Linked DNA regions of Mus musculus: regions 2, 3, 4, 5 and 6 are each linked to region 1. The links are chromatin loops, found by intact Hi-C in ENCODE. Cell type or tissue: heart. All regions are shown on one strand. Region 1 holds the start of Boc (biregional cell adhesion molecule-related/down-regulated by oncogenes (Cdon) binding protein). Region 2 has its middle 15 kb from the start of Gm46571. Region 3 overlaps Gm30252 (a long non-coding RNA gene). Region 4 overlaps Gm46571 (a long non-coding RNA gene). Region 5 overlaps Boc (biregional cell adhesion molecule-related/down-regulated by oncogenes (Cdon) binding protein). Region 6 overlaps Cfap44 (cilia and flagella associated protein 44).

Region 1 (4,000 bases):
GCTTCAATTGGAATCATGTGCTGAGGACAACCAAAAGCAACAGAAAATAAAACCGTGACCTAAAAAAAATTTTTAAGTGATTTCTTTTCTGTCACATGGTGACTTTCTGAGTCCCAAGGCCACAGTTCTGCCATTCAGGGAAGACAGCACCTCTCTTCACCGTGCTCTTCCCTGGCTGACCCACTCCAAGGGCCACCTCCTCTCCACCTTGGAACAAGGCTTTGACAAATGGCTTAACTCCTAAAATATAAGGGATAAGAAACTCTCACAGAGTCTGGTGCATTTTTAGAAAATCTAGCGTTGCCAACTTAATTTAGTATTGGGCTTGTGTGTGAAAGTGCGTTTTTGTTGCCGTTGTTGTTTGTTTGTTTTTAAATGTGTACCCGAACTAACAGTTTCAGATCACCTGAAAACTAAAGAAATCCTTTCTTAGCACAGACTTGCTGAATCAGAAGTTGGAGGTGGAGCCCATCCATCTACGTTGTAACAATTTGTCCAAAGAAGTTCCCGACAATGGGTTTGAAAATTACTGTGTGCATGTTTTCTCTCCAACCAACACGGAGGTAACGGACTAACTCTCCGTGACATCACCCCCCACCCCTTTCCTAGGATGCTGAAAGGGGAGGTCAAGCCAAAGACCTGGCAAACCCTTCCCTGCCAGCCAAGTGTCTGGGAAGGCTGTTTTATGGCTTTGCCATGATGAGGTTTCTTATCATTTTCCTAATTGCCCTTGCCCTGCCTTACATTTGTTTGTTTGTTTATTTATTTATTTAGGTGATGGTGGTTGGGGGATTGCCCTGCTTTTATTAATTGTAACTTTGTTTTTATTGCATTATCTGGTAGGTTTGTTTGTTTGTTCAGAATGATAGAGAAATTGAGAAGTGGGTGCCAGCACGGGAAGGAGGGGTAGTGCTGGCCAAGGGAAGGGTCCAAGGTGAAGCTAAGCAGGGTGGACCGGCACCCCCGCGCGTGGGAGAAAGGCACTTTTGGTGTGGTCAAAGAAAATAATTTGGAAGGACTGAGGGAATTTAACGCAGTGCAAAGAAAGTAGGCGTTAAGGGAAAAATTGTTCTAAAATTGGGGGGGACTTGTGGTCCCTCCCCCCCCCCCCCACTCCAGTTTCCTTTTCAAGACTTTTTTGCTTTGCTCCCTTTTGCTCCTCCCCCTCCTCCCCGCCTCCTCGGCTCCCCTCCCCTCTTCGAGCGGTAATGGGAGGCTCCTAGGCAGGAGAAGCAAAAGAAGGAATTGTTTGCAAGTTCAGTCATCCAAAAAAGCGTCTTCCATATGGAGGGATTGGGTGCGCTGGGCGCGGCGTCCTCTGCCTTGCCCGCCTGCTGCCGCCGCTGCCACCACGGCTCTGGCTTCCTGCAGTGGGGACCCTGAGCTGGGTCTCGCTGGTGTCAGCTCCGGCCGGCCGCATTCTCACACTCTCGCACCTCGTACCCGCCGCGGCCACACAAGCCCTTCCTCCTCCGGCCGCAACTTCTGGGTCCTGGGCTCTTTTGTTGCTCCGGCTGCGGCCACTCTGCCGTGGTGTGTGTCCTCTTGTGTCACCGCGCTGTGCGTGTGTGTGTCGGTGTGCGCGGGGGCCGTGTGGCCCTTCTCCGCTTCACCACGCGGGACCCGGAGTCCCGGCCCCCTCTTCCCAGGCTCCGGCTGCAGGCGAGGTGAGTCATGTCGCTGAAGTTTGTTTTCTTTTCATAAAAAGTTGTGTTTATTTGTTGGTTTGGGGATAGGAGGCGTGTGGGAGGCGGCCGCCCGTCCTGGGATGCCGAGGGCTCCCGGGAGACGTGCTGCAGGGCGCGGGCTCCAAGCGCTGGGCTGGGGCTCCGCCTGGGGCTCCGGCAGCTAGGCTAGGACCGGGGTTGGGGCCCCTAGTGCTTGACTGGGTTTCAAGCTGGAGGCTCACTTTGGGGCTCAGGGTGTTCTGTTGGGGTTCAGACGGAGTTTGGATCTCTGGGTTGGAGCTCGAGCGCTGGGCTGGGGCTCAGACTGGAGCTTGGAGCGGTGAGCTGGACTCGGGCTTGCGCTCCGATCTCTGAGCTGGGCTCTTGCCCGGAATCCCAGCGCTTGACTGGATCCGACTAGAGTCAGGGCCTGACGCCGCACGAAGTTCCCGGAGCCGCCACTGCTTGTGCTCCTCCGCCCAGCCGAGGGCCGCCGGGCTTCCCTCTCTTGCCCGGTCTGGCTCGGTTAGCTCCCGCGGTTCCCGGAAGCTGCTCCGGTGGTAGGAAGATTCAGACATCTTCCCAAACTCACCCCGAAGGGCTGACAGGGTGCCCTGGTTGCACAGCCAAGCGGTGGGAACAAGCCCACACTCGACACCGATTTGCTTCTTTAAGGGGAGAAGTTATCAGCGAGGTTTTAAAAGGAAAATCCTAAGTCAGGGACCAAGGGAGACCAAAAGCTAAACAGCTCTTAAAAAATCTTCTTGGCTGGACCGGTGGATGGGAGGCACTGAATTAATTGGCATCCAGAGGTGTCTGTGAGAGTAAAGCATCAGCAAGAGGTGTGTGTGTGTGTGTGTGTGTGTGTGTGTGTGTGTGTGTGTGTGTGTGTGGTGTCCCACTGGGGTTTTGTTTCTATTAACTATGAGAAGGTTGAGAAGTGATTTTGTGGGTCAAGTGGTAGAGAAGGCTGTGGAAGAAAGGGAAAGGCAAAATGAACTTTCTGCGGGGATTACGAAGGGTCTGTCGGTTTTCCTGGTGGAAAAGAACTCAGGGGTTGAGAGACTGGTCAACCTGGAGGTGGCTCTGTTGACTTTTGGAGATGGGGTGACCCATGCTCAGTCCCTTGAAACAAGAGTTGTCCTCTAGGGATGTGGCAGTTTCGTCTAAGAATACCCAAACCACATACCAGCAATCCCAAACAGGCACTTTCTGGGTGTGGTGAGGTGCCGTGTGCTCCCTTATTCTTTCCCAGCAAGCTCCATGGCAGCAAGTGTGTGAACTGGAGTTACCTCTTACCGGATGACTGGAAAAGCGTGCTTCTGCTTCAGGCCATGTGCCTGAAATGTCCTGGACCAGCACGTTTGTCACCTAGCTCTTTGTTGTCCAGAATTTTGAAAGCACAGATCGCTTAATGAATGTAGCATCATGGATTCTTGAATATTGTAAACACTTCTGATTTATTCTACCACTGGCTTCTAAATCTAAGTAACCTCGCCCCATGATCTTCTTTCCCTCCTTCTTCCCTCTCTCCCTCCTTCCCCTCTTCCATTCCCTCCTTCCCTTCCTCTCTCCTTCCTTTCTTTTTCTTTTTGCATCTTTTGCCTTGGCCATAAGTCTTCTCCAGAATAGCGTGGAAACCATTAAAAAGGTCTTGTTAGATCAACATGAAGGGCTTGGGTGTCCATACATCTGGATGTCCTGTTTTCTGAGCTTTACTTAAAGTGACTCTGAGGCAAGAGGTTGGCCACTTTGAGGTGTGGAACAGGTTTCCCAGGAGCTCTCTGAGGTCTTATAATTGGCCCTTCTTAATGGTCTAATAATTGAGACCCAGGAGGTTCCCATGGCAATCTTGAAGTACTCTGGGGTCAGCGGGACAGAATCGGGGTGGAAACAGCAGTAGAGTTATGACTTCCCAGCTAGATGACTTTTCAGAGTGAATTTATGCAGAGGCAAAAAATAAAATAAGTTATAGTCCCCATGTCTATTGGCTGCCACGGCCAGCTCCTGTGGAGACTCGGGATTTGTTCCTTCAGGATGAGGCTGCCTGTACCTATGCAATCCAAGGACTGAGGTCTCAGACACTGGCCCTTTGTCACTCTTTTATGATATCTCAGAAACACGACATTGCAAGGGACTTTCACTCAGGAGAAGAGGCCAAATCATGGGCAGTTGGAAGTGAAAGTTGACAGAGTCCAGGATGGGCAAGTTCCTTGGCCACAGCTGGAGAGGAAGAATCTAGAGGACCCTGCTTTGCTGCCAAATGATTGTCCAATTCATGATAAAGACTGTAATTTATGTCCCTTTCCATCCTCCAAATGGGCCCAAGGTTT
Region 2 (4,000 bases), 86 kb before region 1:
GAACATATATCCTCCAAATGCAAGGGCACCAACATTCATAAAAGAAACTTTACTAAAGCCCAAAGCACACATTGCACCCCACACAATAATTGTGGGAGACTTCAGCACCCCACTCTCAGCAATGGACAGATCATGGAAACAGAAACTAAACAGAGACAGAGTGAAACTAACATAAGTATGAGCCAAATGGATCTAACAGATATTTATAGAACATTTCATCCAAAAGCAAAAGAATATACCTTCTTCTCAGCACCTCACAGTAACTTCTCCAAAATTAACATATAATTGGTCACAAAACAGGCCTCAACAGATACAAGAAGATTGAAATAATCTCATGCACCTTATCAGATCACCACAGACTAAAGCTGGTCTTAAATACCAACAAAAACAATGGAAAGCACACATATACATGGAAGCGGAACAATGCTCTACTCAGTGATGACTTGGTCAAGGAAGAAATAAAGAAATTAAAGGCGTCTTAGAATTTAATGAAAATGAAGACACATCATACCAAAACTTATGGGACACTGAAAGCAGTGGTAGGAGGAAAACTCACAGCTCTAAGTGCCTCCAAAAAGAAACTGAAGAGAGCTTACACTACCAGTGTGACAGCACACCTGAAAGCTCTAGAACAAAAAGAAGCAAATGCACCCAAGAGGAGTAGACGGCAAGAAATAATCAAACCAAATAGAAACAAAAAGAACCATACAAAGATTCAACAAAACCAGGAGCTGGTTCTTTGAGAAAATCAACAAGATAGATAAACCCTTAGCCAGACTAACTAGCGGGCACAGAGACAGTATCCAAATTAATAAATCAGAAATGAAGAGGGAGACATAACAATGAAATATATCTTAAAATAACTATTCTGTTTGTTGAATATCAACAGTTGAAATATTAAAATCATGTTCTACAAAAGAAAAACAAAGAAACAACTACAAATATCAAAGTGCTTCGATTAAAGAAAGAGCTATTACATTTCAGAATTTAGCACACAAAAAGGAACCTGGGGTTGGAGACCACTGGCTTCTTTCCCAAAGGACCTGTGCTTGGTTCTCAGAACCCTCAAGGCAGCCCACAACTGTGTGTAACTCCAGGTCTGACACCCTCACACAGACATACTTATACATGCAGGCAAAATGCCAATGCACATGAAATAAAAATAAATAAACTATTAAACATTTTTAAAGTAAATTCCTATTTTAAAAAAGATTATAAAGACATTACTGCACACTTGTTAATTTGCAAATTCGTTATCAATGGGAAAATTCCTAGAAAAACAGAACTTAGCAATACTGCAACAAAAATAAATTTAAAAAAATGTTTGACTTGAAAAAAAAATCAACACTCAAAATTGTTCAGTGTTTTTAAAAACTAGTTTTTTGCTACACTGGGGGTGGGGGATAATCCATATTTAAATGAGCTCCAGGAGATAACCTGTTAACCAGGAGACTGTTCAGAGAACCCTGTGGGGTCTACACAGCAAGCTGCAGCTTTTACTTCTATGCTAGGGACTCACTAAGGGACAGGGTCTGGCCCCTCAGAGTTTCCCCTCCTGACTAGTCGCCCCATGTGGAAACTAAGCAGACGCAGCCACATAGGCGAAGCCTCTTTGGCAGCTCATTTCTCTTCTTATTGAAGCTTTGTTTCCTTAGAGGCAAGAAAACTATTAGCTGAATTCATGCAGACATGGATAAGTGTACCAGTAGGTGGCAATAGAGGTAATTAGGTCTCCCAAAACATCAAACTTGGATTAGTTCCTAAGGCAGATTGTAGAGATGGCAGCCTACAAAACTCAGTCAAGTCTCAACGTAAACTTAACTTTGTTCTATTCTTGTTCTGTGGATAGAGGTTTTTAAAACCAGGATGCTATAGACAGAAACAAATGCCCCATCCCCACTCCCACTCCCTCTCCCCCAGTTCTACAGTCGAGTTCTGTATGCACAGAACTCCCTTATGCTGAGAAAGGTTCTCACTAAGGTTACCCAGGACAGCCTTGACTTTATAAAGTAGTTGAAGCTGGCCTTGAACTTGTGATCCTCCTGCCTTAGTGTCCCATGCAGCAAGGAAACAGGCCTGAATCACCAAGGACCAGCTACACTTTTTTTTTTTTTTTTAAAGAAACTAAGCTGCCTATTGTGTTTTGTTCTCTAAAATTGGAAGCTCTTTAAGTTTGCCATTTTGGGTTGAAAAAAATTGTAAGCATAGTCCTATACCACACATAGTTCTATGTATTATATGTATATGTGCAGGAAAATTATGTATAGTTCCACAAATTAGGCGTGTGGTGAAAGGAAGGCCAGCTAGGTGAAATAAACTATGCTTATAATATAAGCTCTTGGCATTGCTTAATGAGTGGAACTCAACCTCTCATTTTAGCAAAGATAGAGCAATCTGAACACTCCTGTGTTGAAGGAAAACTGTTTCTAAAGGAATACACCAAACCTTTGTTAATTCCTTCCATTGACAAGAAAACCCATAGATTGCAAAGAAAAATATTCAAAGTTTTAATTTTCACAGAATAATTTGGAAGCCTGGGGTAACAGGACAATTTGACCTGAAGCTCATATGCCAAGAAAATCAGTTTCCAAAGCCATGATATGAAAAACTCCTCACTCTGCAACCTACAGATTGCCCACACTTCTTTCTATTCGTCAGCTATCTGTGGGGCTAAACCAGAAAGTGTTTACTGTATTAAATCTAATGAATGTGTATACTTATTTAAGGATGAAGTTAGATAATTGAAAAAGTAGTTCATACCTGATTTTTAGAATTATATAAATGATTCAGTCTTTCATATCATGAAATAACAACCACGAGTAGTTTTTGGTTTTTAAATTAGGTATATAAACTTCTGTTCAGTATTGAGAGATTTTGGGAAAGGAAAGGAGTAAGGAATCCTAGAAGGACAGAACCTTGAAAAATGAGACCAGGTTAGTCATCATGTGACTCAATAATAATGATTTTTTAAAATTTGAATTTAGATTTACTCCTGGATGTGTTTCTTATTCTGATGCTACTGATGTTGTGTTGTGATGCTGTGGTTTCACACTCCCTACATCTTTAATGATTTTCATTGTGTTTCATTTTTATTTTGACACCTTTCAATTTGTCATTAGTTCTCATATAAATTTAAATATTCTAATAAGATTTTTTCTAAATATAAATTTCTCTCCATTTTGTATATCTGTTATTGACCGAACGTTTGTACCCCATCAAAATTCATGGTGAATCCCTAATCCCCAGTGTAACTGTGTCTCTAAGAAAGTAATTAAGGTTAAATGAAGCCAAAGGGGCAGATCCGATAGGATTAGCACCCTTATAAGAAGAGATTCATACATCATGGGAAGGCAATATCTAAGAACCAATAAGAGGACTTATCAACCCTACTAGACCTAAGGCTCCAAGACTATAAGACTGTGAGGTAATACACAGTTGTTGATGAAAGCACTTTGTCTGGAGTTATTATTTTATGCAGCCTGCACTTATATAGCTATTGATGATGTTGCTCTGTTTAGGGCTTTTTTTTTCTTTCTTAGCCTTCACTGACTAATACAACCTCTAAACTCTTTCTTTCTTTAAATGTGTTGGCCAGAACCAAAGCGGTAGAAAGAAATGCAGCGATTGCAGCTAGTCCCTTGGTTTCCAGTGAGTTTGTCGATTGTATGTAGCATTTGTTGAATAAATGGGGATTACTTTTTAATATCTCTGATGATGCTTGCATGCCTTTTCTCCTTAGATCTATTGACAGAGCAAAACAGTGTAAGTTTGTGAAGTATGGGTCTGCCACCCAACATGTTCTATCAGCAGCTGCATCTATCTGCATGGTCTTTCTGGTTCCCCAACATTACTTCTCCTAAAGTCTTCCCATGACCAGAAACATAGATAAGCATCAGGCTGATTGTTTGTTTTAATTCTCTTGAATTTCTTTTAAAAATATAACTTTATATAGTATCTATCTTCAAAAATATTTTTAAAGACTTATTGATTTATTACTTTA
Region 3 (4,000 bases), 61 kb before region 1:
CCTACACAGTCATTTAACATTTCAGGCACTGGTTGCTCATACAGGTGAGAGGCAACTAGCCTTGCTTGTTTTAAGGGAGTACCATCTACTTCTGATTTGGGTAGAGAAAAGAAGGGGCTCATATGAAGACTCAGAAGAGTTTATCAGTAGCCCGAATAAAGATAAATTTATGCCTAGAAAAAGTCTTAGTTACATGTCTCTGACAACCTCAAGTAGAGATTCAAATATTTGAGGCCATTTTCTACCTGCAATTATAGTTATAAAGACAAATTACTAAAGCCTCTACTTTAGGATTTTCTTTTGCTCAAACGAAGAGACTACAGTCACGAGAGAAATGGCTGCTAGTCACAGACTGAAAGACAAAGGCGATTCCCAGCAGGAAAAGAACGGCCACTCATTTGCTTGACTAGTGTCCAACCCATCTCCTCCATGGCAGATATCTGTGAAAGATGCCAGAAGTATAGTAGGGAAGAAAACAGAATCTCTACTCTCAGGATAGCTACATTTGACTGTCAGAGAAAGATGATACTAAATAGATAAGATTAATTATAAAATGTCTTATCATTATAACAAAATGATAAGCTAGTTAGGTATAGCCGGGGCGTGGTGAGAATAATGGAGATAAAAGGGAGATAGAGGAGAGAAAGAAAGGAAGAGAATGAGAAAGAAGAAAGCTTGGTAAGTACGGAAGACTGCTAGAGAACATCTCAGGATTAGTGATGAGACCTTTGAGCAGAGCTAAGATAGAATCTGAGGATATTGTGCAACTGTCAAGGAGAAAAGCATCTAAGATAAAGAGAACAGTAAGGCCAGAGGAAGGACTGGGCTGTGTGTGGGAGGTGCCTCAAGGCAGCCTCTGTGGCTGGAAAGTAGCCAGTGATGGGGTGTGGTAGGAGAGAGTGCACAGAGGTTGGAGTTAGGGAACATAGGGCCTTTCAGAAGATGGAACGTTGTTAGGACTCAAATCTAGGACAGGTCTCACTAAGTACCTGTGGCTTCTCTCAGCACTTCTCACCCCTCCCCTAGACCTCTCCCACCCAGGGACTGATCCCTATTAACTCAGCCATTTTGGGTACCCAGGTCTCTTGGCCTGGCTGCCTTTCATGGTCAGAGGCTCCTCTTGCTCTCCCTCCCCTTCACTCCTCTCACAGCCCAGTTTAGTCTACCAGCCATGTTCAGCCTGGACTCTTCCCTCTGCCTGCTTTCTCTCTTATATCTACAAAAAAAAATCTTCTCCATACTTTAGGAGTAGTCACGTGCTCCTTATAGTTCCTTTTGGGGCGTTTATTCTGAGCAGAGGGTCATGTGCTCATTAGGTTTCTGAGGACCTGGAAGATATCCTCTAACTGTATCAATCTGTCTCGCCAGGTGGTAAGTACTTTCTGCCCCATGAAAAGACTGTGTGTCCCCAACCTTCCATCCAGGTAAACAAACCAGTTGTCCTGTTTCAACCATAGACTATACAGTTCTAGGAGAGGAGTTGAACAAAGTTGTAAATTTCAAATCAGTTGAGAAAAACTTTACTCACGTAGATAGTGGGTACCACAACTGTAGATTGTAGGTGGGAGCTATTTTCGCCCTTTCTTGAAGTGTATCATATGCGCCAATGCATGACTGTTGCCTGAACATTCAGAAACAGCTGCTGTGTGCTTCCTTTTCCCCAAATTCTTCATTCCAACATCTCAACAAGATGCCTAAAGGAAGACACCTGCTATGCCCATTTTCTTCCATCTGTGACAAAGTACAGGCAGGCCTTCACAAGTTTCTTCCTTATGTAGGAAGTGAGAACACCCCCCCCCCACACACACACACACACACACTGGTCCCCACACAGCTGAAGAAAAGTTAAAGGTTCAGTCTGCAGAAACCTTCTCACAAGACTCAAGTGCATTAGCAGATATGCACCCACAAGGAAGCCAGCCGGCAGGGGCTGATCTCTTTCCCAGGTGTTCTTTCTTGAAACCTTAGAAAGTACAGATCTTTTTGCTGCTGTTTGTGTTTTTTCATAAAGTTCTTAAACCTGCATATGCCAAAACTGTAATGCTGTCAGAGACTAGTTCCTTAGGAAATCATGAAATCACATGCTCTTCTGAGCATGTGTGTGTGTGTGTGTGTGTGTGTGTGTGTTCAAAGTATATGAAAGTATATGTAAATATTTGGAGATATATCCATCAAAGCGGTAGGATTATGGGCGAATTGGTGAATTTTATCCTTAGTTTTTTATGGATGTAACTTAAATTGTAAGTGTATTTTTTTTTTTAAAATCCTTACATTCCAAATAGTTGGACATGTCAGAAAGTTTTAGTCAATCTATAACTACTCTGCAAGATGGGGCCTTATGTGCTCTTCCAGCAATGTCTTTTTGAAAGAGAGCATATAAGTGGGGTAGTGGTGGTGTATGCCTTTAATCCCAGTACTCAGATGACAGTGGATCTATGAGTTCAAAACCCACTTGCTCTACAGAACAAGTTCCAGGACACCCAGGGCTACACAGAGAAACTCTGTCTTAAAAAACCAGATAGATAGATAGATAGATAGATAGATAGATAGATAGATAGATAGATAGATAGATAGATAGATATTTAGAGCACATGTGCATAGTGCGTATTCATCTACTAACCCCCTGACCTACTGACCAATTTTCTTCTTTTAAGTACCTGCACATGGCTTAGAACAGTTCATATACAAAAGCCCAGAGTTGGAAGAGATTTTAGAAATGGTCCTGCCCAGATGCCGGCTCAATACTCTGACCCTCATCATCATTCTTCTGGCTGGGGTCCATCTTGCATATGCAAAAGTCCCCAAGATAGGAAACCTAGAGAGTAAGACCCACCAATTGCAAACTATGGATTTCCAAAGACGGATTGCCTCGTAGAATAGAAGTGCCTGGCTCCACACTAACTCCGACAGTAGCTCTTAGCTCTCAGATCCGTGGTGCATCATTAACGTTAAAACTTATCCCTGAGGTGGGGGAGGGGTGGCTCAGTGGTTACAAGCATTCCTTCGTTTTCCAACAGAGCCATGTTTAGTTCTCAGTACTCATATCTGGTGGCTCACAACCACCTATAACTCTAGCTCCACAGGAATCTGACACTCTCTTCAGGCTTCTCAGGATACACACACATACACACATACACACACACACACACACACACACACACACATGCCTACTTATTTTTTTAAAGTATCACTTTTAAAAAGAAGTCTTGGGCCTGTGAGATGGCTCAGGAGGTTAAGGGGTCTACAGCAAAGTCTAATAACATGAATTCAATCCTTGGAACACGCGTGGCAGAAGGAAAACAACCATCTGACCCTTGCAACTTGTCCCCTGACCTCAACAAGCGTGTGTGTACGTGTTCTGCTCCACCCCACTTAAACTGATAAACATAAGCAAAAGAAACAAAACAAAACAGAAACCCACTCGTCTCAGTAGGCATCGTGACACATGCCTGTAATCCCAAGCATTTGGGGCTAGAGGCAGGAAGATCAGGCGGTCACAGATATCTGTGGCTACATAGCAAGTTTGAGGCCACCCTGGGCTACATGAGATCCTGTCTCAAAAACAAACAAACAAACAAACAAACAAACAAAGAGCCCCTCATCTCACAGGAAATAAAAGAGGAGGTGAGCTGAGGCAGGGAATTTACAGAGTACTTTTCATTTTGTTTTAAGTATCTTTAGAGTTTCCCCTCAGTCTTAGTTTTTCTTTACTGTGTCTGAAGCTCCTGTCTCTCCTGGGCAGAAAGTATCACGAATTTATTCTCCTCACTTCTTCTTGGCCACATTTAATAGGCTATCCCAGTTTTTAATGTCCTACCGTACGGATGGCTTTCCCACATCTCTTTCCCTCACTCTTTCTTTTATTCTTCAGAATTTCTTACCTACCCTCTTTCCCTTTCAGTGTCACTTTAACATCATCAACCCTCAGAATATGAGTCAAAACTATTTTAGCATCACCTGCCATTTGCGTACACATGAAAGTAGTTCCTAACTGCAGACC
Region 4 (4,000 bases), 75 kb before region 1:
AAGATGCTAGCTGCCAATGGCTGGGTAGATGAGGTGGGACTTCCAGCTTCCTGCAGGCAGGCTAATAGATGCAAGAGAAGGAAAGAAAATCACCATGCTTCAGAGGGAGAAAGAGCCACCATGTGAGATCTCAGGTGGAGTGGCCACTGGCCACTTCCTCAACTGGGCCTGGGGTAGCAAGCAGGAGATTTAGAAACACAACTAAGCTGAGGGAAGATTTAGAGATGTTGAGCTAGGACTAAAGGTAACTGAGCAACTAAAGTGAGGGCAGAATTAGAGGTATTGAGCTGGGAGTGAAGGTAAGGGCATGTTAGCCATGAGAGGCTTAGAAATGCCCATCCATTGAGCTAAAAAGTGTGTGTGTGTGTGTGTGTGTATGTGTCTGTGTTTCATCTGCAATCACAGGAAACCAGGACAGAGGCTGATAGCACGGTCTGCCCAGAGCTTAAAGCAGGGTAGTAGAAACTATATGCTACATGCATTAGTGGATATTCCCTGGGCTATTAGGAGAAAAGCAACTAATTATCCAAGTCCACATTCAAATCCTCAATGTTTCTCACACACACCAGTCTTAATGGACAGTGAAGCTTCCAGATAGTAGTTAAGGTAAAAAAAAAATACTTATACACATAAAATTCCCTTTTAATTTAACAAACATTTTTAAAAGAACCTATGAAGGCTGAAGAAAACTATTTTTCTTCTGCAATGTCCTCTTTCAACAAAAGTGGCATTGCTTATTGGGCACTTTCCTGTAGCTTGGTAGGAGACAGGGTTGCAGATTTTTACTAGAAGGACCGTGCTCTAAAGTAAATGATGGTTTATTTAAACGAAAATCGTCTCAACAATGAGGTGTTCCTGGAAACCAAAGCCCAAGGGGACAAGCGGGAGGACAGAGTCACATCCTTAACTTAGCTCAGCTGACTTTACTGACTTTACTGAGCAGAAAGATGGGCAAGCCAGCTGGTGCTCTCTCTCTCTCTCTCTCTCTCTCTCTCTCTCTCTCTCTCTCTCTCTCTCTCTCTCTCTCTCTCTCTCTCTCTCTTCCTCTCCCTCTTCCTCCCTCCCTTCCAAACGGATAACAAGGCTTTTAGTCGTGTAAGGAGCTTGACTCCGTTTCACAGGTGTGCTCCCTCCAACTCACCCAAGTTCCTAGGCCGAATACTAGAAATGCCAGCTGGGACCCAGCATCCGAGGGCTTTAACCCCAGGACAATTCTGCCTTCAGAAATCACCTTGTTTTTGCCTTTTGACTTTCTAAATGTCTGCCCCTGCTTCCAGCCCTAATCATCATACTTTTTCCACTTTTGAACCTCATCCTGACTTTAGTGTTCTTTACACAATTCTTGGATGGAGCTTTTGGCCCGGAGACCTTGAAAATGAAGAAAGCACAGACTTATGGGAAAGGGTCCTGGAAAATCTCGTGCACTCACATCTTCACTGCAGCCCAGTGGACCTGTGGGAGAGAAAGCACCCTACCCCCCCCCACCCCCCACCCCTGAAGGATCAGCCCTGAATTTGTTCCAGCACCAGGCTCTCAACCACTCCCTGCTCTCCACTTGGCCAACATTTTCATCTTTCCATCTCCCGCTCTCCCTCCCTCCTTCCTTCCCTCCCTCATCAGCCCCTGTTTATTCACCTTTTCCATTCCCTTGTCTCATTTTCTCGTTCTTTGTGATTGCCCCACTCCCTCACACTCATAGCCCCTCACGGATCAGCTTTCTGTTGGAGCCTGTTCTGATGGCCTCTTTCCAAGAGCAGCAGGTTTGAATCAGCTCCAGTTTGAAATGAAGGCAGGAGGTGGGGGTGGAGCAAGGCTGGCGGGAGAGCAGAAATCTCATGCCCAATATCCTCCCCCAGCCTCCAGCAGGGCTCCAGGACACACGTATATTCTTCTCTCCCTATCTTTTCATCCCAGACATATACATGAAAAGTCCTTAAAAAAAAATCTCCTGCAAACAAACAAACAAAAATCTCCCACCCCCAACCAGGCAGCTGGTTCCCATTAGATGTTAACAAGCCCTATAAATATTCTCTTTTTTTTCTCACTTATCTCTTATTATTTTTCCTTTCCCTTTCTCATGTTCCTGCCTCAGGATCCCCTCCTGGGAGGAAGCCTAAATTAAGAAGGAAGAGATTGCCAAGGTTTGAATGTAGCATCCTGTCGTGGCCCCAGGCTTCTGGCAGAGCAGAACCTAGGAATGATGGTGCTGGTCTAGTCCGGTTATAGTGCTGTACACCGAAGGCTGAACCCCAAGGCCCCCTCCCTTTCCTGCTAGGACAACTGCAGAGCTGAGCCCGGCCTGAGTTCCCTTCTAAGCCTGCCTGGTTTTAGTGTTGTGCTGAGCATTGAATGCTGTGTGGTGTGTTCAGACTGAGCGTCGTCTTCCTAGGTAGGGTTCAGGTCACAGCCCCTTTGTATAATGCCAGCCTGACATCAGACAAGTTACACAACCTCCCTCATTAGTACAACTGTGCAGATAACAGCCGCCTCAAAGGACTGTTAGGCCTGTGAGAATGAGGCAAGTGGTAGAAACAAACAAACAAACAAAACACAAAAAACACTTGGCTTAAGGTCTGAAAGTGGTGTATGGCCACCTCTCCTTTCACCACTACTTGTAGGATTTATCATAGAGGAACCCAGCAGGCCCTTAGATACCATCTAAGCCGTTAACTGAGCAGTCTGGGGTGAGTACCCAAAGTCTGAGTCAAGAGTGACTGCTTCTTACTCTTCCCTCTAGCCCACTTAAGGATGGAGATGAGGAAAGAATGATTATAAAAATCCCCAAACTGGAACACTGTTTACAATGGCTAGACATTCTTATAAACCCAGCAGCAAGAAGCTATGTCATTTGAGCCAGTGACTCCAGAGCTATAGAGTTCTAAGCGTGTCAGGCTAAGTCCTGGTGGCTAAGAATGCAGCCGCTGTGCTCAGACTGTCTGGGGCTCCACAGTCCCACTTCTCCTCGTCCTAGCCATGGGGAAGAGCTGACTTCATGAGCTTCCTTGCCTATCTGAGGACAGCAATGATGCTGACTGCATAGGGTTGTTGTATGGACTGATTGAACTAAGGTAGTTTGCTTAAACAATCCCTGGCAGAGGGAGTGTGCAGTATATAGTACAGGTATATGTCATTTGCCCTCCATGTGGGCCCCATCCAAACCGAGTACAGACAACAATCCAGCCACCACTGGCTCCTCACCAGAAGTCTGGCCACTTTGGTGGTTCATTAAAGAACTGCCTGGAAATACCTTGACTGCTCTTCAAATAGGGATGACTGTGTAGTAGGAGACAGTGCACTAAGAGTCATTGAGTTGTTCTTCCTGAGGCTCAGCCATCCCCAAACTCCCACACCTTCACTTTGCTGTGACTGGAGTCTTCCTTTTGAAGTGCTGCCCACAACAACCAACAACAGAGACCACCACACATACAGCCAATCTCCTGGGTTCCTGGAGAGAACTGTGCCCACTCAACCCATCTTTCGGGCTGAGAGTTAGAGTGGTCTTCGCCCTCCTAGCACAAAGGAACATATAATCCCCAATCTCAAACATCTAAGCTTCACATGACTGCTTTCCCCGAATTCTACACATGGCTCATCTTAACCAGGAGCACTGCGTAGCTCGACTCCCCACCCCCATAACTTGCTTTTCATCTCTTTGTCCTGTGAGTCAGCTATACATTACTGTAGAGTCAGCCAGAGCTGGTTCAGTCCCGTCCCAGATGTGTGACGTCAGGCAAGTTTCTTCACTTCTCCAAATTGCCATTCATTGCTCTATAAAATGGGGCTAACAGCTTTACAGCCTTGTATCCCGTCACATCTCTCTCAATAGAGTTTAGCCGTGGCAACTCACTTTTATGACTACTTATTCTCCCTTTTTTGTTGTTGTTGTTTTTTTTTTTTTTTTTTTTTGCCACAATCTAATTTTGCTCCCTTTTGTTCTGTCCTTAGGGACGTCAAAAAGCAGCTGGTCACCATCATTGCTGGGTGGAACCGCCTTCCCACG
Region 5 (4,000 bases), 50 kb after region 1:
CATTTTCTGCATACCAGAATGTCTGAGTAAAGGCATCCATGAGGCTTAAAGGATGGAACTGTGCTAAATGTCCGCCTTAGGAAACACTGGGTTAGGCCAGCCTGGTGAGTTACAGTGCTGTTTGGCTTTAGTGGTCTGTGTGCCCTGGCTACCCACTGGCAAGCGCTTAGTCATTCCTCGGATGCTCAGCTTCTGAGAGGCCTGCCCAAGCCATAACCCCAGTTACTCTCCAGGTGCCAGGTTCCCTGAGCTCATGAGCACCATCAGCTGTCGCTTTACTTGGTCCCCTGTCCTTAGCAGGTGACTTTGTGGTTTTCCATTTGCAAGGTACTTTTATTCAAGGATAACTCAAGGGTGAAGCTAAGCCATTGGGTGTGTCTTAGACAACCAAAGGATCTGGTGAGGTGTGCAACCCCCCTGTCCATCGGTAGAACAGTTTAGGGCTCAGGAAAGCCCAATACTGCCCGAGGCCACTTACAGAAGCAATGCCACGGCCCCTCTGCCTTCTGCGGTGTTACACCTAAGTCCTTCTATGAAGCTGTGAACAGGGATTCATCCAGAGAAGGCACTCAGTATCTCTAATTCCTTGTCTAGGGGCCGTTCTCCAAAGTGATTGAGATACAGAAAAAGACCACAGGGTCATTGCGTCACTGAAGAGTGCCGCCATCAGCACAGGCTCTTCCCAAGCTCTGCGACCTCAGCGTCGTAGACACAACAAGCCGTCACAGGGGCAAGTTGAGGCTCGGAGGCCATGAGAATTGAGGAATAGAATTGACAACAGTAAGCCCAGAAATTTGCCCGTGGCTCTAGAACTGCTCAGCAGCCCAGTAGCTTTGCCAAGTGAGCCCCATGCAGTGCCCACGATCTGACGGATCCCAGCCAAACCTCAGCAGATAAGTGTAGGCTTGTCCCCTGATCTCTGAGAACATAGGGGGAGCACGGGACCAGACTGTGTGCGATGAACGCCTGCATGGAGAGGGGGTGGCTGGGGACTCCCACAGCATCCAGCAAAGTTGCCGTCTTCCCTGCCTGAACAGAAAGAGCTTTCATTGCTTTACCACCTGGGAGAAGGCTGAGGGAAAAACACTTTGAAAAGTGGAGGTTTGGGTTATACAAGAAACTTGGAGCTGAGACATAGATACTCTGTAACTGGACGTGTTAGAGTAAGTTTTCGGGAAGAGGTAAGTCTTCAGTTAGGATTTGACAGTTTGTATTGAGGGTACATAGGCATATTCCTCCAAGTATTATAATTTAATTCATAATTCTAACTTTTATTATTGTTGTTGTTGTTATCTTGGTTTTGTGAGACAGAGTTTCTCTGTATAGGCCTGGCTGTCCTGGAGTTTGCTCTGTAGACAAGGCTAGATCTTGAACTCACATAGACCTGCCTGCCTCTGCCTCCTGACTTCTGGGATTAAAGGCATCTGCTACCACCACTTGGTTTGTTCTATATATTATTACGAGCTTCTTATTAAGGGCAGAATGAAGAGGACTAGAAAGTGGTTGAAAAGTTCAAATGGACTCAAGATCAAATGTGCCCTTATGTGGTTTCACACACTCACCTCACCGGGCAGGAAGTGCTTGTAAATATCTCTCACATGTTGTCTGACTTTCCTGTGGCCAAGAGAATTGGGGCCTGACGTTCCCTTTAAGTGGAAAGAGGAAGAATAGAACGCAGCACACAGTGAGCATTTGGAGAAATGTCTATAGACAGTGCATCTAGGCATCTTACAGGACTAACACAGTTGGAATATGCAGCTTCCCTTTGGAATCTGGGCTTTTCAGGAGAAGCGACTGGGCAAGACTCTGCATAGAGCTCAAAATGTGATGGGCTTTCTCAGAAAGTACTGTGACAGTAAGGTGTGTTAGTAACCTCAGATGTGACCTCAAGGACCAGGGCTATTGACCTAGGGAGACCTGAGAAATGAATAGATCTAATGGGCAATGTAATGAAGTAGCTGGAAGAATGAGCAGAGAGAGAATACAGAAGAAGTAGGCGAGGGAAGTTAAGAGATTAAAGCTGAAAAAACATTCCTGCAACACATTTCTCAAGCACACAGACAACAGGCAAGGACAGGTGTGTGTCCTATCAAGTCATTTCCCATGAAACTTGAGCCACCCTTCCGCCAACAGAGGCCTGCTAACCCCATTTGTAACTGAAGGCCTGCCCCTTATTTCCAGTGAGGCATTGTTGGAAGTCAGGAAACTTCTCTGCAGAACAGGCTACTTGCTCCCCTTCGTATGGGGCATGCCTCTGCATCTGCCTGCTGCTAATAGACTGTTGTGTTATTGATCACGGAGTCTCTTCCATCTCTGGCCTCCTTCCTGGCCAGAAACACAAGGAAGGGGGAGGGGGCGCTGATTTCATCACTTCATTACTCCACCTTTGATCCCTTAGTGAATTCTTACCGCAGCCGCCAAACTGAGAGGAATAGAAATGGCAGCTAAGACCTAAGCTTAGGAGGCACAAGGAGGGGACAGCAGCAAAGACCAAACTGCCGCTTATTTGTTTTGAAGCCAAGAAGCCTTGCCTGCCAGTCAGCCCTTGTGAGGAGTGGGGCACCCAGATGGGGTGTCCAGGGTCCTGCCCACACGGGCTGTTGTGCACATGTTGGCATCAGAACAAAGGGAGAGTTGGGTTGCATGGCTGACCAGTGCCCAGCTTCATGCCTGCCTGAATGCTCAGCCTTCTGTTTGTGCTCTAGCGGTTGTCAGAGGGTGTATTGAGAGCCAAGAGGGGTGTAAGGAGGACCCAGTGTTCTAGTACTTGGTGGTGAGGTGGGGGATGCTTGGTGGATGGAGCACATACTTCACATCCGGATGAGCCTTCCTGTAGTGGAGGCAGAAGCCTGGGGACATTATGATGGAGTTGGCTTTCTGGTGCCAAGCTCCTTTCGGTTGTTCACATCTTTCTTCAAAATGATCTGCTGGATTTAAGTATATTGTTGCTTGGGGCAGTTTTTCTTGGAATGATGTAAAGAAAGAAGATGTGGGTGGTGGGGATGGGGTGGGAGGGGACAGCTCTTGGTGGGGTAGCTTTAGATTTATTAGAGCATGGAGGAAAATGGTTCCCAGTGCCTGAGGAATTTTCCAGATGCTTCTGAAGTGCATTTGCTCATAGCTCACTTTGTGGCGAGCTTCCTCCCTTGGCAGGTACAAGGCGCCCTACCCTGAAGGGGGATCAGCACCTTTGCATGGTTTCGGTGAAATATTTTTTAAAGGAGTGGCACTGCCTGTGTTCAGCTGGAACATGGGCCCAGGCATTCCCTTTCTTATAGTTCATCTTCTTCCTCTCAGAGTGAAGCTCATTCATGGTCCTAACCTAGAGGCTCGGCTAGATCAGGGCTACATAATTTACAGGCCCCAGCGCAAAATGAAAATGTAGGATCCTTTGTTTACATGTTGCTAAGGATTTAAGATGGCTCAGCATTTAAGAGTGATGGCTGTTCTTCCAGAGGACCCAGGTTCAATTCCCAGAACCCTCATAACCTGCAAAACATCGCACAACTGTCTGTAACTCCAGTTTCAAGGGGATCGGATGCCTCCCAGTCACCAGACATTCTTTTTCCAAAATAACTGCCCTTGGTCACACTTTAGTTAAATGTTTATGGAACATTTGTGTTAGGGTCCTACACTTGAGCTCACAACATGAACCAAACATTTTGAGAGAATTTGGGTTCATAGCCATGTAAATGGGCATCCAACTTGTGAAACTTAGATTCCATGATATTAAGTCATTGAACATCTACTGTCAAGACCCAAGTTAGGCCTAGAGGACACATATAAACAAGTCTTGGCCCTGTCCTTAGTAAGTTTAATACTGAAATGAAAGCGACAATGATCTTTTCATAAAAAGCAGTAGGCTTTCTTCTCTACCATGGCCTGACTTATAACTTCTAGAAAGTTCCATTAAGTAGAAAATTTACTTGACCTTGCCTGGTGACTTGATAACCAGGTTCCCCTGTGATGACTCTAGTTTATTTTGGGCAGTTACTTCTCA
Region 6 (4,000 bases), 77 kb after region 1:
AAATACCAATAGCCAGCTGTGGGGGGAAATGAGGCTACTCCATAAATCACAGCCAATAAACCTGATGTGCCTTGTTCAATACACTCTGACACTCTGTGTGGAAGGGCGCAGACCTGTCTGTACATCGCTGGCGATTGTGTTCTCAGATGTGCAGTACAGAAACTCAGTAAGGACTCTTCAGCACAGCCCTCTGCCATAGCAGGGGCTTCTGGTAACAATTCACCTGGGAAATCAAAGTGTCACCGCTGGAGGGACACGACACCGAGTGTCAGGGAGATCAAGCTGTGAGGGGTGCAGCCATGAATTTCAATAAACCCTTCCCTGAGCTGGAGACTGCACTCTTGAGTTTAAAATGTCACCCACAGTCAAAAGCGACTGACTGTAAGAGTTAGAACCTAGGAGAGATGAAAATCTATTTTCTTCCCTTGTCTGGATCGGAACCAGGAAAGACTCAGGTGAAGCCTGACAGAAGGTAGAATTCTGCTGGAGCCGCCGAGAGCCGCTAGAGCAAAGCTTCCCTGACTGAGTTGTTTTGGAAAACGTGAGCCTCGGAATTGAGGAGTTTTCAGAAACTGGGTAAATCAGGGAGTCGCCTCTGCCAGCCCAACGCGAGCTGTTTCCCCGCGTCTGTCTGCATTTCCTCAGTCCCGAGCTTTGTGAAGTCAACAATAGCAACGCTTGCGTTTGCGTTTCGTATTCTAAGTTCTTATTGGCAGGATGGTTTGCCTTTTCTCTTATGTCCTTTCACAGACTGTTTAACACAAACAGTTTATTTTCTAAAGATCCAAGGACTAAGAAAAGGACGTTTCCTCATGGGTTGCTGAATAATAGTTTTTCTTGCCAATGGCTACATATTCGGAATACCAGAGAAACAGATTACTCTTCTGAAAACACATCTAACAGCTTGCTCTCTTGCAACCACGGGACTCGGCCTTCTTCATATCCAACCTAGGGTGAAAACGTCTAACTGGTCTCCTCAGCACAGTCACAAGTACAGTACAGGTCAGCGTCCCGGTGATTTCTAACCTGGGGAAATATTAAGTCACGGGGCAGGACCCCTTTTTTTAAGTTCACACTACGGTTCACTTTAAAGCGAGAGGATTGTTGTGGGTGACGGGGAAGTAGATCGGTGAAGTCCACTGGGCCTCTTGGTGGAAATGAGACGACGGCAACCTTAAGTGTCCATGGGCTTCATCTCGTTCTTTGGCTTGGGGGTGATAGGCGGGAGGAGGAGCCCCCCCTTCTTCCGCAAAAGCTCAATCTCTTCTTTTAAGGCCGTGATCTTCTCTAACTGGGTTTGGACCAGTTCGGTGACCTTCTGCTTTGCCACTATATCGGCTTTCCGAAGGCCCTGGAAGGCGTTTCCCTATTTGGGGAAAAATAAAATTAAAAGACAAACAGACCTCCTCTCTTCCAGCATATTACTTTTTACACATCCGCTAAAGCCTCACGCTTAAAACACGTGCCTTTGAACAACTTTTCAAATTCAACCTTGCTTTGGAAGTAGTTTAAACGATCTATCCATCCTTCTCCACTTGGAGGCTCATCACTGGGTCCCAGGTACGGTGCAAAGACAAGGTAGGGGGACCTAAGATAGGAGAGGAGCCCTTCACACTGGGGTCTAGCTGAAACTTCTCACCAGCTAAGAGTCAAGGAGTCCAGCACAATTGAAATCTGCTCTGATCTGCTCTGAAGGTTGCCTTCGTCAAGGCACCATCCCTTTTATGGAGATTTCAAGTACAAACGTTAAGATATCCATGAGCTACGCATAAAGTCGGTGAACACGTGACCTTGGGGCATAGTCTTTCCTCATTCCTAGCTGAAAGCCTGTGATTTTTGGCAGGCTTACAAATTAGACTGTATAAACTTCACTTACAGTTTAAAAAAAAAAAAAAAAAGTCCGCTCCTGTGTGCCACCTTGTGGCCCATGGTTTTCTCTGCCTGGACTCTCATTTTACATTGCGAATAAGTTCCCAGCTGATTATGAATAAGTTCCCAGCTGATGCAGGTATAGTTCCTCAGGGGACCATAATTTGAAAACACTTGGTTTAAATTACTTCCAGGATTCTTAAAGAAACTATAAATGGCAGGGCAGGAGGACTAAGAAAGATGACTGATTTTTTTCCCCAGACACTATAGAAGATGCTGAACTACTAGAGGACAAGACTCACTTTGGTGACCATGCACTAAATAAGTGTTGGAACCCATCACATACTCTGTAGTAAGTACATTCATAGGCTCAATATGGATTCCATAGTGACAAGTTGAAACCCTCAGAAAAAAAGAATCTAGCAAGCATTCAAGATGCCCACTTCCTGTCAAGTAAAAATAAACATATTGAAAGTGGACCCTGACACCAGCCAGATTCAGGGAGTGCACTGGCGTCTTTATTTGTGCTTGCTACCTTACTCTCCAAGACTGAGGTAAAGTGCATTGGTGAGTATTCATATGCGTTCGTGGCGCACAAGAGGCATTTGATGAAGCTAGTCCCCTCTGGAAGCCGCTCTCGAGTGCCCAGTAGTCAGCATCCAGGGGCAGATGGCCTGGCAGTGGTCCACGCTCCAGGTCTGTTGAAGCACCAGTGCGTTGCCGGGCTTTGGGTTCTGCGGAGGGCTGGAAGGAAAGCACTTACCTGCTGGTTCTGGAGAGTGTTCAACCTGGAATCAAGTTTCTTCTTCTCGAGGCACAGGTCGTTCATCTGGTGAAGCTTTTTGGTGTGTTCCTTCGTCTTCATCATCAGGTCCCAGCGCACTTGAGCGATCTTCTCCTACCGAGGAGAGAAGGCAGGGAAAAAAAAATGGACTAAGTGAATTTGGAGAGGAAATAGAGAAAAATGAGCATCCCGTTCGGTCAAATCTACAGGGACATAGCTCAAAGGAAGAGTGCTTTCCAAACATACATTAGGTTTTGGGTTCAATACTTAAAGCTAGAGAAAGGAAATTAAATTTATAGCCAATCATGCAAAGGGAACACTGTGGGTACGTGAAAATATAATCTGAAGCCAGTATGAAAATGTAAATGGAAACTATTGTATTGAGTCTGGTTTGATTAAAGAAAAAAAAATGCTTGCTGCCGTGCCTAATGGCTTGAATTCCATTGTCAGGACCCACTTGGTAGAAGTTGACAACCAACTCCTGTAAGCTGTCCTCTGACCTTCGCGGATGCACTGTCACGATGTATGCACATACACAGAACTACATAGGCGTAATTTATTAATGGTGCTGGAGATTGAACCCGGGACCTTGCAGGAGCTAAGCAACTGCTGTCATCACTGAGCCTCAACCCCCCAAGCCCTAAATGTGTTTTCTAATTTCCAAACTGGAATAGGAGGCCAAAGCTATTAAGCAGAGCAACGGGGATTCTCGGGGAACAAAGGTTTCATGTCCAATACCATGGGCATACATACTTTAATGCATTGCTTGGCTCTTCAAGACAGACAAGTCTCCCTAGTAAAGGAGCGAGACAGGCCCCTGGGTGCTGCGCAGAAGCCCCACCAGGACTTTATAACTCCTCCTCCGATGGCCTCGTCCCTCCCCCTTACCTCCCACATCCTTAGCTCCTTTGCGTTGGATAGCTCCTTCCGAAGCTTTTTGATCTTCAGTTCTTCAAGGGTTGTGTTAACAGAAAGGGTCTGGAGGGCTTCCAGATCGATCACGCGGCCAAACTTGCTGATCATCAGCTCCCGGACAGTTTCTTCCATTTCTGAAAAAGACAGTCACGGCCTCAGTCTCCGCAACAGCTCCGAGCCAAACGAACAAAGCCGTCGCTAGAAGGGCCAAAGGGCCGCTTTTGCAAGTACAATACGATTTTTCTGTTGTTCCCCCTGAGGATGCTTGCCTGCTGCTTCACTTACTGAAGATGCTGGTTCACAGACAGCCTTTTTCATTTTAAAACCTTGTGTAAAATGGACACGCATTCCCCTAAGTGGCTTGCAACCTCTGATCGTCTTCCCGCCTCAATTACCAGCTGTCTCCAACTAAAGTATTAAGTTATCTGATTT

What was found. Peaks named below come from ENCODE experiments on the same cell type or tissue, not always from the same donor. Only the 100,000 strongest peaks of a DNase experiment are listed, where the experiment ranks them.
Region 2: a loop joins it to region 1, with 2.9 times the contacts of the local background. A loop is called at or near these places in 8 of 42 quality-filtered maps.
Region 3: a loop joins it to region 1, with 2.1 times the contacts of the local background. A loop is called at or near these places in 4 of 42 quality-filtered maps.
Region 4: it touches region 1 in a loop (2.4-fold over the local background); 8 of 42 quality-filtered maps call a loop at or near these places.
Region 5: it touches region 1 in a loop (2.0-fold over the local background); 7 of 42 quality-filtered maps call a loop at or near these places.
Region 6: it touches region 1 in a loop (2.1-fold over the local background); 14 of 42 quality-filtered maps call a loop at or near these places.

The regions. Positions count from the first base shown.
Region 1 is chr16:44,556,105-44,560,104 of GRCm38, reverse strand. Boc (biregional cell adhesion molecule-related/down-regulated by oncogenes (Cdon) binding protein) reads left to right here and starts at 1,235. Exons shown (of 19, transcript NM_172506.2): 1 at 1,235-1,667. It overlaps Mir3081 (microRNA 3081), which reads left to right and starts at 1,976; the gene lies at 1,976-2,059. In heart, a CTCF peak has its summit at 2,128; DNase peaks (open chromatin) are centred at 1,274, 1,774 and 1,934; H3K4me3 peaks cover 2,514 bases; H3K27ac peaks cover 1,940 bases.
Region 2 is chr16:44,641,830-44,645,829 of GRCm38, reverse strand. No RefSeq gene overlaps it. Among named protein-coding and RNA genes, the nearest start is that of Gm46571, 15 kb to the right of the region's middle. In heart, a CTCF peak has its summit at 1,700 (motif pointing right); no DNase peak of the experiment used is centred here; H3K27ac peaks cover 208 bases.
Region 3 is chr16:44,617,575-44,621,574 of GRCm38, reverse strand. It overlaps Gm30252 (a long non-coding RNA gene), which reads right to left. Exons shown (of 3, transcript XR_384865.2): 2 at 1,529-1,731. Among named protein-coding and RNA genes, the nearest start is that of Gm30252, 3.3 kb to the right of the region's middle. In heart, no CTCF peak of the experiment used is centred here; a DNase peak (open chromatin) is centred at 1,864.
Region 4 is chr16:44,630,725-44,634,724 of GRCm38, reverse strand. It overlaps Gm46571 (a long non-coding RNA gene), which reads right to left. Exons shown (of 2, transcript XR_001782022.2): 1 at 1,636-4,000; 2 at 1-61. Among named protein-coding and RNA genes, the nearest start is that of Gm46571, 3.5 kb to the right of the region's middle. In heart, no CTCF peak of the experiment used is centred here; DNase peaks (open chromatin) are centred at 1,704 and 2,174; H3K27ac peaks cover 2,477 bases.
Region 5 is chr16:44,505,832-44,509,831 of GRCm38, reverse strand. The region is part of intron 3 of Boc (biregional cell adhesion molecule-related/down-regulated by oncogenes (Cdon) binding protein); the gene reads left to right. Among named protein-coding and RNA genes, the nearest start is that of Gm30064, 23 kb to the left of the region's middle. In heart, no CTCF peak of the experiment used is centred here; no DNase peak of the experiment used is centred here; H3K27ac peaks cover 348 bases.
Region 6 is chr16:44,478,607-44,482,606 of GRCm38, reverse strand. Cfap44 (cilia and flagella associated protein 44) reads right to left here. Exons shown (of 35, transcript NM_001033247.1): 33 at 3,542-3,702; 34 at 2,633-2,767; 35 at 179-1,366. The coding sequence ends at 1,175. Among named protein-coding and RNA genes, the nearest start is that of Gm30064, 50 kb to the left of the region's middle. In heart, a CTCF peak has its summit at 1,928 (motif pointing left); no DNase peak of the experiment used is centred here; H3K4me3 peaks cover 533 bases.